Linked DNA regions of Homo sapiens: region 1 is linked to region 2. A link is a loop called in an ENCODE intact Hi-C map of the cell type or tissue named here. Cell type or tissue: ascending aorta. All regions are shown on one strand. Links, peaks and the distances in the headings refer to the core of each region. The heading gives the core; the rest is flanking DNA. Region 1 has its middle 4.0 kb from the start of SLC27A1. Region 2 overlaps ABHD8 (abhydrolase domain containing 8).

What was found. Hi-C counts contacts between places; a loop is a spot of excess contacts. Peaks named below come from ENCODE experiments on the same cell type or tissue, not always from the same donor. Only the 100,000 strongest peaks of a DNase experiment are listed, where the experiment ranks them.
Region 1: a loop joins it to region 2, with 3 times the contacts of the local background. A loop is called at or near these places in 13 of 110 quality-filtered maps.

What each region holds. Positions count from the first base shown.
Region 1 is chr19:17,465,140-17,467,940 of GRCh38, forward strand. No RefSeq gene overlaps it. Among named protein-coding and RNA genes, the nearest start is that of SLC27A1, 4.0 kb to the right of the region's middle. RefSeq lists an enhancer at 1,349-1,398. In ascending aorta, for the core only: a CTCF peak has its summit at 1,303 (motif pointing left); a DNase peak (open chromatin) is centred at 1,272.
Region 2 is chr19:17,291,425-17,294,225 of GRCh38, forward strand. ABHD8 (abhydrolase domain containing 8) reads right to left here. Exons shown (of 5, transcript NM_024527.5): 5 at 707-1,407. The coding sequence ends at 1,237. It also overlaps a transcript of MRPL34 not described here. Among named protein-coding and RNA genes, the nearest start is that of ABHD8, 11 kb to the right of the region's middle. RefSeq lists a silencer at 1,002-1,181 and enhancers at 1,252-1,341, 2,481-2,801. In ascending aorta, for the core only: a CTCF peak has its summit at 1,549; DNase peaks (open chromatin) are centred at 1,177 and 1,517; H3K4me3 peaks cover 1,184 bases; H3K27ac peaks cover 958 bases.

The sequences.
Region 1 (2,801 bases), core at 135-2,634, 170 kb after region 2:
TCTGTACTCCAGCCCCCAGGCAATAGAGTGAGACCCTGTCTAAATAAATAAATAAATAAATAAATGCAAGCAGATCTAGGTATGGCACAGTGGCTCATGCTCATGCTTGTAATCGCAGCAATTTGGCAGGCCAAGGCAGGAAGATAGCTTGACCCCAGGAGTTCAAGACCAGCCTAGGCAATGTGGCAAAACCCTGTCTCTACAAAAATTAGCCAGGTGTGGTGGCACACGCCTGTGGTTCCAGGTACTCGAGAGGCTGGGGTGGGAGCCTCTCCCTCCTGAGCCCAGGAGGTCAAGGCTGCAGTGAGCTGGGATCGTGCCACTGCACTCCAACCTTGGCCACAGACTGAGACCCTGTCTCAACAATAAAAAGGAAACAAGGGGCGGGGCGCGGTAGCTCATGCCTGTAATCCCAGCACTTTGGGAGGCCAAGGCAGGTGGATCATGAGGTCAAGAGATCAAGACCATCCTGGCCAACATGGTGAAACCCTGTCTCTACTAAAAATACAAAAATTAGCTGGGCATGGTGGCACATGCCTGTAGTCCCAGCTACTTGGGAGGCTGAGGCAGGAGAATCGCTTGAACCCGGCAGGAGGAGGTTGCAATGAGCCAAGATCACGCCACTGCACTCCAGCCTGGCGACAGAGTGAGACTCTGTCTCAAAAAAAAAGAAAAAGAAAGAAAGAAAAGAAAGAAAGAGAAGGAAGGAAGGAGGGAAGGAAGATAGAAAGACAAAAGAAAGAAAGAGAGAGAGAGAAAGAAAGAAAGAAAGAAAGAAAGAAGCTCTAGTCCAGGGCTCTGTGCCTCTTGTCTGTAGAGGACTAGGAGGTAAACACTTTCATCTTTGAAGTCCATGTGGCCTCTGTTGAGAACCATAGCTCTCATCTTTCCTCCTTCTGTAGTGGGTTGAACTACAGGCTCCCCACAAAAAGATATATCCATGCCTTCGCCCCCGGAACCTGTTAATGGGACCTTGTTTGGAAGGAGTCTTTGCAGGTGTTACTTAGTTAAGGATCTTGAGATGACATCATCCTGGATTATCTGAGTGGGCCCTAAATCCAATGACTGATGTTGTAAACGGGAGCGTGACCGCTGAAGCACAGCATCACAGGGGCACGTTTAGGCCTCTGGATGGCTGCGGGCGGGCCTGACTAATGTCAGGCCTTCCACAAGAGGTGGTGGAGCAGAGTCTTCTCTAACTCCCCTGGGGAAAGGGAGACTCCCTTTCCAGGTCGGCTAAGTAATGGGTGCCTTCCCAGGCGCTGGCGTTACCGCTAGACCAGGGAGCCCTCTAGTGGCCCTGTTCGGGCATGACAGAGGGCTCACACTTGTCTTCTGGTGACTTCTCACTGTGTCCCTTCAGCTCCTACCTCTGTATGGCCTGGTTTTTCCTAGGTTATAATTGTAGAACAGAGATTATTTTAATATTGGAATAAAGAGTAATGCTACAAACTAACGAATGATTAATAATATTCATATATAATCATATCTATATTCTATTTCTTGTATAACTATTCTTATTCTATATATTTTGTTTATTATACTGGAACAGTTTGTGCCCTCGGTCTCTTGCCTCGGCACCTGGGTGGCTTGCCGCCCACAGAGGTGATCAGTCCAAGACTACCTGGCTAGAAACGAGCAGAGAGCAGTTTGGCCCGGAAGCCTGAGTTTTACTCCCTGGTCCACATCTCAGTTTCCTGGGGATAGGACAGTCCCCAATCCCTCATCTGAAATCCCTGGGGACAGCTGTGTTTGTGAATTGGGAGATTTTGTATTTTAGGAAAACAACTGGGGGCAGAGGCTGCTGTATACCCGTGCTGTTTTAGGGGGCTCAGAAAATAATACCCAGGCCGGGCTCAGTGGCTCATGCCTGTAATCCCAGCACTTTGGGAGGCCGAGGTGGGGGATCACTTGAGGTCAGGAGTTTGAGACCAGCCTGGCCAACATGGCAAAACCCCATCTCTACTAAAAATACAAAAATTAGCCAGGCACGGTTGTGTGCATCTGTAATCCCAGCTACTCGGGAGGCTGAGGCAGGAGAATCTCTTGAACCCGGGAGGCAAAAGTCGCAGTGAGCTGAGATTGGGCAACTGCACTCCAGCCTGGGTGACAGAGCAAGACTCCGACTGAAAAAAAGAAAGAGAGAGAGAAAGAGAGAGAGAGAGAGAGAGAGAGAGAGAGAGAGAGAGAGAGACAGACAGACAGACAGAAAGAAAGAAAGAAAGAAAAAAAACACCCCAAAATGAAGATCTCAGAAGCAAAAGTTTTTCTCTGACCTTCTCCTGCCCTCTTGTGTCTCAGATCTATTCTCCCCCAAGGCTGGCCATAAAAACTAGAATCCCTCTTTCCCAAGGTAGGTTTTAGAAACTAGAACTCTTGGCTGGGTGTGGTGCCTCACGTCTGTAATCCCAGCACTTTGGGAGGCCAAGGCAGGCGGATCGCTTGAGATCAGAAGTTCGTGACCAGCCTGGTCAACATGGTGAAACCCTGTCTCTACCAAAAATACATAATTAGCTAGGCTTGGTGGCATGCGCCTGTAATCCCAGCTCCTGGGGAGGCTGAGGCAGGAATCGCGTGGACCCAGGAGGCGGAGGTTGCAGTGAGCCAAGATTGAGACATTGCACTCCAGCCTGTGTGACAGAGTAAGATTCCATCTCAAAACAAACAAACAAACTGGTAAGATGGAGGGGGAAAAGGGAGGATAGGAAAAAAGGAAGGGGGGAAGAGAGGAGGAGGGCAGGGAGGAGGAGAGAAAAGGGCAGAAAGGAGAGAAGGAGGGAGAAAGAGAGAAGGAGGAAGTG
Region 2 (2,801 bases), core at 10-2,509:
CGTGCCACCATTCCTGGCTTGTCTTTGTTTTTTGTTGTTGTTGTTGTTGTTGTTTGTTTGTTTGTTTTAGATGGAGTCTCGCTCTGTCACCCAGGCTGGAGTGCAGTGGCACGATCTCGGCTCACTGTAATTTCCGCCTCCCGGGTTCACGCCATTCTTCTGCCACAGCCTCCCGAGTAGCTGGGACTACAGGCGCCCGCCACCACGCCCAGCTAATTTTTTGTATTTTTTACTAGAGACGGGGTTTCACTGTGTTAGCCAGGATGGTCTCGATCTCCTGACCTCGTGATCCCCCCACCTCTGCCTCCCAAAGTGCTGGGATTACAGGCGTGAACCACCGCGCCTGGCCTGTCTGCATTTTTAAATAGAGACGGGGTTTCACCATTTTGGCCAGGCTGTTCTCGAACTCCTGACCTCAGGCGATACTCCTCGGCCTCCCAAAGTGCTGGGATTACAGGCGTGAGTCACCACGTCCGGCCGGGGTCACCTCTTGATAAGTTGCCTCCTGCCCTGGGGGATACTGTCCAAGGAGCCTCAGCCTTCTGAGGTACGAGGGGAAATTCAGGAAGCTAACGTGGACACCAGACATTGTCGAAGTCGATCCTGAGCGCGAGGCACCAGCCTGAGCCCAGTCTGCAGATGGGAAAACTGAGGCTCCAGGCGGCGAACACCCTGCCCTGTGGTCACCCAGCACAGGTCCGGAGACTCCGATTGTCACTTCTGTTTATTGAGTTACAAGTTGAGATGTGCAGGTTCGGTGGCGCCAGCCCCCCCATCCCCCCCCCTTGGGCAAAAATAGCTCCCAGCGCCGAGGAATGGGGGGTAGGAAGGGTCTCGGATAACGGGATGGGGCCTCGAGGGTCCCTGTGGGGCTCGTGGGTCCCAGGATCAAGCACGGCTGACACGGAAGACAGCGGGGTGGGGGGCCTGCCTTGGCCGTGGCGTTGGGGGGAAGGTGAGGGAGAGCTTCTGTACAAGGTCATCTTCCGTGAGGGTCCCGGCTGCGGCCCCAAAACGCCGATGGGCCCCGCGGGACGGAAGCGGAGAGCGGAATGTCCGCTGGGCTCCCTCGGATGCCACGCCCCGCCCAGGCAGCCTGGGGGCGTCTCCCTGACCTGGCCCCGCCCACCGGAGCGAACGGCCCGCCCAGGTGGTCTGCGCTGCAGACCTGGCGCAGGCTCGGGCCTCCTCCTGCTGCGGCTGTGCTCACCAAGCGATGCCCCGCCGGCCCAGCGGCTACTTCTTGTCTTCTGGAGGCGCCGGCAGTGGCTCCGGTAGAGCCTTGGGCGAGGGCTCGGGCTCCCAGAGCAGGAATTCGTGGAGCAGCGTGTTGACCGTCTCAGGGCATTCCAGCATCACCATGTGGCTGCCCTCGTCGATGAGCTTCAGGAATGCCAGGAGCAGGATCTGCAGAAGACGCAGGGCTCAAGGTAGGCGGGGGCAAGAGGGTGGAGAGAGGCCAGGCTTCCCTGGGACTCCGCCATACACACATGGCCCACAGCATCCAAAAGTCCCTCCTCCCATCTACCCTGCATCTCTCCACTTCCACTCAAGGGGGAGCTGGAGGATGGCCTGTAGCCCTGCTGGAACCCAACTAGTATTCAGGCATCCAGCATTTATTAAGTGTCTACAGTATGCCAGGAGAAGGATTTTCTTCTTTTTTTCTTTTCTTTCTTTTTTTTTTTTTTTGAGACAGAGTCTTGCTCTGTCACCCAGGCTGGAGTGCAGTGGCGTAATCTCGGCTCACTCCAACCTCTGCCTCCCGGCTTCAAGCGATTCTCTTGCCTCAGCCTCCCAAGTAGCTGGGATTACAGGCACGCGCCACTACACCCGGCTAATTTTTTGTATTTTTAGTAGAGACGGGGTTTCGCCATGTTTGTCAGGCTGATCTCCAACTCCTGACCTCAGGCGATCTGCCCGCCTCGGTCTCCCAAAGTGCTGGGATTACAGGAGTGAGCCACCGCGCCCGGCCTGGAGGAGGATTTTGTCAACTTCAACTCTACCAACATTAGGAGCTGGATCATTCTTTGCTGGGGGGGCGGGGGTGGGCGGGGAAGGGGCGGGTAGCTGGGGTGGGGGCTGCTATCCTGTGCATTTGTAGGGTGTTGAGCAGCATCCCTGGCCTCCACCCACTAGATGCCAGTAGTACCCCCTCCCCCTCAGTCGTGACACCTAAAAATGTCTCCATGCATTTCCACGTGTTCCTTGGGGGCAGAATCCTCCTTAGTTAAGAACCACCAGTCCAGTTATACTTTAATGGTTTTTGTTTTTTTTTTTTTTTCTTTAAGAAACGGGGTCTTGCTCTGTCGCCCAGGCTGGAGTGCAGTGGTGCGAGCATGGCTCACCACAGCCTTGAACTCCTGGGTTCAAGCGATCCGCCCCACTCAGCCTCCCAAGTTGCAGCGATTATTGGCGTGAACCACCTCGCCGGGCTAGTATCCAGGGCTATTCTAAGTGCTAAGGATCCCCAGACCCTTTCTAATCTGAACTCGCTAATTAGAGTTTCTAATCTAAAGATCCCCTGGTGCCGGTCTTCTAGAATTATATAGGTCACCGGTCTCATACAAATCCTCCGCTGTGAGGAGAGCCTTCTTACAGCGGTGGGGACAGTGCGTAATTGCTAACACCTGTCCAGGGCAGCCCTGCTTTCTAGATTCTACTTCTGATGCTAGACCTAATGCTCCTGTTTGCCTGGGGTCAGAACAAGATACAGCAACTAGAGGCCACGCCCACCCGGCAGCCACGCCCCCTCGGGAAGAAAGCACGCCCACCAAGCGCTACCACGCCCCCCGCAGAGGCCA